Linked DNA regions of Homo sapiens: region 1 is linked to region 2. Evidence: chromatin loops called from intact Hi-C (ENCODE). Cell type or tissue: Caco-2. All regions are shown on one strand.

What was found. Peaks named below come from ENCODE experiments on the same cell type or tissue, not always from the same donor. Only the 100,000 strongest peaks of a DNase experiment are listed, where the experiment ranks them.
Region 1: it touches region 2 in a loop (2.0-fold over the local background); 1 of 110 quality-filtered maps calls a loop at or near these places.

Annotation. Positions count from the first base shown.
Region 1 is chr7:70,303,196-70,307,195 of GRCh38, forward strand. All of the region lies in intron 4 of AUTS2 (activator of transcription and developmental regulator AUTS2), which reads left to right. Among named protein-coding and RNA genes, the nearest start is that of AUTS2, 710 kb to the left of the region's middle. In Caco-2, no CTCF peak of the experiment used is centred here; no DNase peak of the experiment used is centred here.
Region 2 is chr7:70,216,220-70,220,219 of GRCh38, forward strand. All of the region lies in intron 4 of AUTS2 (activator of transcription and developmental regulator AUTS2), which reads left to right. Among named protein-coding and RNA genes, the nearest start is that of AUTS2, 620 kb to the left of the region's middle. In Caco-2, no CTCF peak of the experiment used is centred here; a DNase peak (open chromatin) is centred at 1,982.

The DNA of each region.
Region 1 (4,000 bases), 87 kb after region 2:
AATGGGGAGGAACGGCCATCCACATGCCACCCCCACTTCCACTCGGAAATAATAGGGGGTGACAAATGGCTGCTGCATTCTATTCTGTTTTACCAGGCTGTTTCTTTCCTGCCCTCAAGAGGTTTCTGACTTTCTGACAGCAGGGAGCTGAGGTTGATCTAGCAACTGGGAGGATTGCACCTGGATTTGCAGAAATACACATGCACATGTGTGCACGCACACACACACGCGCGCGCGCGCACATACACACACACACACACACACACACACACACACACAGTGCTGCTGCAACTCCCAGAGTATCACATAATCACTCTTCTGGCTTTAGTGGTTTTCCTTTGGCCACACTCTGCTCTTGTTTGGCTTGCTAGCACAGTAATCAGAGGAAAGACAGAGACTCTTTGCACTCTAATCCCCTTGTGGGTTACAGTAGTTTCAGATAGAAGACACTCCAGAGGGTGCTATACAATTTGGAGGTTTATAAAGGCCATCTTCTGGCCCCCATTTCCCTTTAAGAAATGAGCCCCTCAATCTGCATTATACATGTTCCCTTACTGCTAGAAGGGTTTTACTGGTGCCCTGACACTCTTCTCTTCCTCACCCCTCCCAGAGCAAGAACTACAAAAACATAGTTTTTTTCTCATTTTCTTTTAGATGTATCTGCTGCCATTTATTTTCTCTCTGGTGATTGTGTGATATAGGAAGGGGAAGCATCAATGGCTTCTTTATATCCTAACCACATTCCTTGACTGGGCCCTGTTTCACATCTCTGACTCCTCTAGAGATTACTCAGCCAACATGCTGCCCCTCCTCAGCGCATCACCTTCTTGGGTCTCAGGGCTTGGCATTTTCATTCAGCCTTGCAGTTCCATGCTCATCACCAACACTGCAGACATCTGCTGCCACTTTCCTGCCTAAAGCAAGGGAATTCCTGTGATTCACACCGTGAGCAGAAGCAGGGGTCCTCTTCTACTCAGCATTATCCCAGTTTGTCTCACTCCTTTAGCCAATATCATGAAACTCTGAAACTTTATAGCAGGATGAAAACTTAAGCCTGTAGTCTAAAGACCCAGAATTATGAGTGAGGAAACTGAGGCCAGGAGAGCCATGAATGATAGTGTTTACTTGATTGCTGTTTCAGATTTCACCAGCTTTTATTGATACTTCAGCATTTTACTTAGTCGATATATCTCTTCGTGTGACTCAAAGTATCCCAGTGGAGCACAGTTAACTGCCCTGGATCCGAATTGCCACTGGAGGCCGTGGCAGTGTCGGCATCAATAGGGATCACCCATGACCTTTTATTTGGGATGTAGTAGGGGGTCTGAAGTTGGGAAAGTCTGAGGTGGTACTCAGTTCTGGGTTGAATGTCTTGTGAAAATCCTGTGAATACATCTTGCGGAGAAACACAGAGGGGAAAACTTCCTGTTGTGAGAGCAGGGCTGGTTCCCTTTTAAAAAGGTATAGGATGAATATTCCATATTTGAAATACTTGAGACCAGAAGTGTTTTGGATTTTTAACTTTTTTTTTTTTTTTTTTTTTTGGAAATGCTCTGGTGAACATTTCCTTAGAGTGTCATGTGACACTCAAATAGTTTCAGATTTTGGAGCATTTCGGATTTGGGATGCTCAACCTATAATACCCAAAGGCTCTATTTCAGTAGAATTTATTGGTTTGCTGATTATAGCAGTGACATAGTTGCATTCTAGAGACCTTAGAAAATGCAGAAAATTTCAAGAAAAACATTTAAATTGTGCTCATAGTGAAACTGAGAGGTGACCACTCTTAATATTTTGTGGCATAAGCATTCCAGTCTTTTATCTTTCTCAAAGTTTCACATAAACTTTCTCAAAGGCCATTAAATACTTTTCCATAGCCTGATTTTTTGTGACCACATAGTATCCTATTATATTGATAATACCATAATTTACCTAACCCATTTTTATATATTTGGATTTTTTCCAATTCATCATTATTATGAATAATGGTGTATCTCAGTGGTTATTACTTTGCACTGCATTTCTTATGAAAGTATTGAGTAAAAGGAAGTAAAGCCCTCTCAGAGTGTTTTGTAGGCTGTCACATTTCACTCCATAATGTCCTAGTGTTTGTTGCCACCAGTGATATATGAAGGTACCCACTGAAATGTCACACCTTTTTGGTTTTCCTTTTTAAAATAAAAAATAAAAAAGACATTTAACCATATAATATTGTTCTTATATATGATTTATTATAATGTAGATTCACATCTTTGAGTTCATAAAAATATTGAATTTGGATTCTCTCCAATTTCCCTTTTAGTAGAAAGGCTAAAGTTCGGTAAGAAATTCTACTTGGAATTTTATTGAATTGAGAAACATACTTGGATTTCTGTAACTCATGACAAGTAACAAATAAACAATTAGCCAATTAATTAAAATATCTGTTAAAACCTTGAGTAATGCAGAGATTTAGTTAGGCAGTGTAGTTTAAAAAAATCAAACAAACCAGACCTATGCTGATCTCCTTGGAGATGACCATCAACAGGAAAGATAGACTTTAAACAGTGTATGTTGACATAGAGCAAGTTTCTAATTTTCCATCATTTCAAGGTGCTGGAAATTATATGGACATAAATGCCTTTATAATATGTGTACATCTGGTGAGTATAAATTCTCAGATTTGAGGACATTTCCAATAAAAGACTCACATACAAAGTATAAAACCAGTAAGCAATGGAATGCTAATCAAGTAATGAAGGATTCAGGAAAGAAAATAAAATTATGCCAAACCATGTAGGCCAAGAAATGCAAGTGGGAAAAAAAAAAACTTAAGCTGATGTCAAAGTCAAAATAAAATGTAGAGACAAATCTCTAAATTTAATGTTTTATTTGGGAATCATAGAATCACATTTGGGGCATGCAAACAGACTGGGTGGTCTTCAGCATGTCCAAAGAACAAAGGAAAGATTGGGGGTTTTATTAGAAAGGGAAATGTTACTTACAGTTTTGAAAGAAAGCTCATTGACCCTAGAGAAGCTTGTGGGAGCTGCCCGGGTCTGATTGGTGAGTGATGGTAGTAGATAAAACTAGTCTTAAAGTCATAGCAGGTTGTTTCAGCAGCTGCTAAGTAAAACTGGTCTTATGGTTACAGCAGGCTGTTTCAACAGCTGGGCTTGGAGAAAACTCAATTCTTGGAGCATGTGCTGTGTCTTGAGTACTTTTTCCCGCTGCTCTGTCAACTCTTCTTTAGTTGGGCATGACAAGAATGATGCAATTTGCATAATCAACTTTCACACTGAGTTTCCTGTAGCCTATACAAAACATAAATATTAGTGTTTTTTTACCTTTTTACAGTTTTTATTGTATTGTCTATTGAAGTGAAACATTAAAGTTATCAGAATAGAGAAACATTTGCCTATCACTACACATTGAGAAGATACTGTAAAGAGACTTGAACAAACACTGGGCAGTATGATGCGTAGAACTTTCAGTCTAGTTTTTACAAGAAAAAGAAAAGAACTGTGCTAACCATTTTGTTCATCAATATAAACTCAAGTAATGAGGTTAAATTGTAGTTCTTTGCAGAGTGCCTGGCCACCAGGTCCGTAATCGCTGGAGGTTTGATTAGATATTGAGAAAGAAATCTGCAAACCTTGGCAAAATTTGCTGCATAATTCCAAGACTGCTGGTTCTTAAATTTATCTCCATCAAAACACAGATGTCCTGTGAGCTGGACTAAGCCATCTCACTATCTATAATCAAATTATTGCTTTCTTTTTTTTCCCACTGAAAGATCGAAAAAGAAAAAATGGGTAAAAATTCTTAGATAACTGTTTTTGTAATGTGTATTTTTGTTGAACCTTGCCTCATTGTATAATCAAGTAACAAATATGAATAGAAAATACTATTGACTATGGATGGTACTTAGCTCAACAGCTTATTTTGAAGAGGAAACCATCATGTTTTTAAATATGAAACATAATCATGTACTTTACGAATAAAATTCTTCCTATTTCTT
Region 2 (4,000 bases):
GTGTACATATGTTTCATCTTATGTTTAATCTGGACAGAGTGTTGGAACGAAATATGGACCCTGAAAGGTGTATGACGGGCTTGAAGTCTCAGCCCTACTACTTGCTTAATGTTTGATTTGCTAATCCAAACAATTATAATCTGTTAATTAAATCATTTCACTCCATTTCATATAATTTTTAATTTAGCATTCATTTTCAACTTAGCAGATGCTCCTGGTGTCCCACCCATACCCCTCTTTCCCTTCCACTTTAGTTCACAATGGCCCTCCTTCCTCCCGCTAGGCCTTATATTCATTCATCTTCAGGGTTTGTCTAGTCAATGAATTCTGCTTTGCCTAAGGAGTAGGCAGGAAGTAGGTGAAATGAACTGCTACCTGAGCAACCCACAGTCAATGACTAATGAGAGTTGTTGTATAAATACACCAGCTTCCTTGCTTCTTAAGTGGGATAACTTTGAGGTATACATTCTACACTGGCTTCCGGAGTCCTCCCAGTGGCATTTGCTTCTAGTTGCCCATAGTGGTAGTTGGCTGAATAATTACATACCCTTTATTCCCTGTCTGCTGTCATGATCTTACTTTCCCAGTCTCCTGCTATTGTTTACCTCCTAAATAAACTTCTCATTGTCTGCTTCTGGGAGAACCCCAGACTAAGACAACCACTGCGAACATTGGTTTCCTCATCTTTATTTATTATTACTGTTTTTTGAGACAGAATCTTGCGCTGTCACCCAGGCTGGAGTGCAGTGGCACGATCTCAGCTCACTGTGACCTCCACCTCCCAGGTTCAAGCAATTTTCGTGTTTCTGTGGGACGTCTTACATAGGCGTATTTTTTTTTTCCGGCTACTACCACTATTTGGACTAATTATTCTGAAATTTTACTTGCCAAGTTTCAGCTTTTATTAGCAAGAAAAAATGTTATGTCCACAGTTTAGAATAAAATCACAGAGAAGAAAAGTTGGATGAGGATATTGGTTTGCAGTCTTCTGTCTGTGTTTCTGTCTTCTGAGCATTCACAGATGTTCCTATCCTTCTTTCCACTGGTGTTCACATAACCTGGGATCTTGTGTTGTATGCAGTCACTCTCAAGGTAGGAACTGGAAGATAAAGTATGTGGGTGACATGGACTACTTAGAAGGAAACTGAAGTTTACATGTTGAGCCCAATTAGAAGCAGCTGAAGAGAGGAGAGAAAAAATTAACTGAGAAGTTTAATAGGCACTTAGAGCATGGCGAATAAAGCTGAGTGGCACCCACTTTTCATTTCCTAGTTCATTCTAGTTGTGCTTTTTTAACTGCAAAGACTAAAAAACGAAAGCCTTTATTTCCCAGTCTGTCTTGCAGCTAGGATTCTGGGTGTGAATCAGGTATATTTGCTCAAGATTTGGAAGGTCGACATGAGGTAAAGGTTATTCATCTTCAGCTTTAGCTCTTTTTATCTGATTAGCCAGGGCAGGAGAAGTATGATTTTTCTGTGGTGATGTTTCAGTTTTCAACTCAGCTTCCTAGATGTTGAAAGGCAGTTATGATGCGATTTCCTGATCCCAGGTTGCAGCTTCGCTAGTGCATTTGTAGCTGGGCTGCTGCAACAATGGACTTCTGTTTATGGCAGAAGAAAGGCCATACTTTAACCTTGTCTAGTGATTTTTTGTAAGAGGTTGGTTCTCTGTATTAAATCACTTCCTACAGAAAATTTCTTAAGTGTTTTCTGGTTTTTGTTTGTTTGTTTGTTTGTTTTTACCAGAACCCTAACTGATATAGATGGTTGAAGCAAACTTTATGCTGTAAAGGTCCAGACCCAGATAAAAACGAGAGACAGGAAAGATGCAGCAAGATGGTCTGCAGGCCTGCCCATGCATACACTACTCCATGATCTGGTGTCTGCAAGAAAACAAAGCAACTGCTCATTAAGTAACAGGGCAGCTAATGCTTTAGCTCTTGAGGCCCTGTGTCATATAACTTCTAATTCCTCTAATTCATCCACCAAGGGGGCAGTGAGGCAGTTCTCTGTTTGAATGCTACATCGTTTCTGACTTAGTGCTTTGAAGTGGATGACATCTTACTTTTTTTTCTTATCTTAGAGATAAGGTGAACAGAGGAAAAGGAGAATGATTTGCCCAACCTTTGGCTAAAGGAGAAAGGAAAGATTTAGAGTCCAGTGCTTCTGACTTCCCTCTGATGCGGTAACAAGGATAATATGAGTATCTAATATGCTGGGGCACAGTAAGATGGCTCTGAAGGTATGCACAGTAGAGAAAGCCATGGTCCTTGCCCTCAGGGTCTGTGATCGGCCACTGAGGCACACATTTCCACTTCCTGTGTTCCATTAATTATGCTAATTTTCCAACAAGCCCCAGCCCCACCTCTGTCAATTATTTTTGTCTCAGCCTTCTAATTACAACATTATATGACCATTCAGACTGGTACTAATTAAATCATTACTTAATTCACAAAGTGTGCGATAATGCTAATGCTTCTTGTCAGCTGAAATTACAACATGGCACCTACTTTCTTCATTCTTGGTAGATGGGGCCAGGGGGTTGCTCTTTTACCAAACATCTTTTGCTTACCCTCTGATAGCCACCTGACCATCAGCCAGAACCTACCTTCTTCCAGAACTGGGAAAACAGTGCAGTAGACCTAGCGATATGTACCTGTAATTCATCACTATCATATGAAATCATCATCCCAGTTTTGTTTGTGGAGTAAATCTTGATACTCAAGAAAAAAAAATAGTAGTAAGATTTAGAGTACTATTTGCTACATTTTTTGTCATTTGTTCTGCGTATTATTTTTAACAGAGTAAACAGTAGCTTGTCTCTTTTTCTCATTTCTAAAACAGATTTGTTTTCCACTCAATTAGACTTGTGATCACGAGAACACAAAGTAGTATTTTTCTCCTTCTGGAGAGAGACATACCGTATGATGGGCAAATTGTCAGGAATAATTATACCAAATGATGGAATAAAATCCAATGGAAAACATCTCTCTCATTGCTAGTGATACATTTTTATTTAAGACACAATGAGCATCAAGCACATTTATGACAAGGTGAAATTGACAAGTGGCCCTCTGCCATGATTTTATTTTTAATTGCTAGTAAACTAATTAGCCAGAACAACATGTTGTATAATCCACAAAACTGTCGCTCATGCGTTCTCCAATAAAAGCAAGATATATGATGTGGAAAAGTTCTCTAAGAGCTAGCCAAAAAAAAAATTATTTCAGAATTTTGAGTGTATAGACATCACAGTAAAAGATGTCTCCTCACCAGTGGAAGAACATTTGTATATAACATTTGTTTTGAGATCTGAACAGAAATTAAGGACAAACAGTAAATTTTTTTCTTTTCCTTTTTTTTTTTTTTTTGAGAGAGAGTCTCGCTCTGTTGCCTAGGCTGGAGTGCAGTGGCATGATCTTGGCTCACTGCAGCCTCTGCCTCCCGGGTTCAAGCGATTCTCCTACCGCAGCCTCTCAAATAGCTGGGATTACAGGTGCTTACCACCATACCCAGCTAATTTTTGTATTTTTAGTAGAGACAGGGTTTCACCACATTGGTCAGGCTGATCTCGAACTCCTGACCTCTTGATCCACCCGCCTCGGCCTCCCAAAGTGCTGGGATTACAGGTGTGAGCCACTGTACCCAGCCTGTTTTTTCCCTTTTTAAGATCAAAGTATGCATCAAAATAGCCAACCACTTTCTTACATGTAATTAAGTTTTATGTAGTTGAGTCACATTAAGTCTAAGACATACATTCTAGGACTAAGACTTTACAGTCATTCAGTAGTTACTTATTTGTGCAAGGCTTGGCAACCTTTTCCTTTAAAGGGACAGATAATACATATTTTTGTCTTTGTGGGCTGTTCAGTCTTTGCCACAACCACTCAGCTCTGATGTAGAGCAGCCGCAGTCATAGATAACGCAAAAATAAATGTGGCAGTGTTCCAATAAAACTTTATTTATGGACACAAAAATTTGATTTTATGTAATTTTTATTT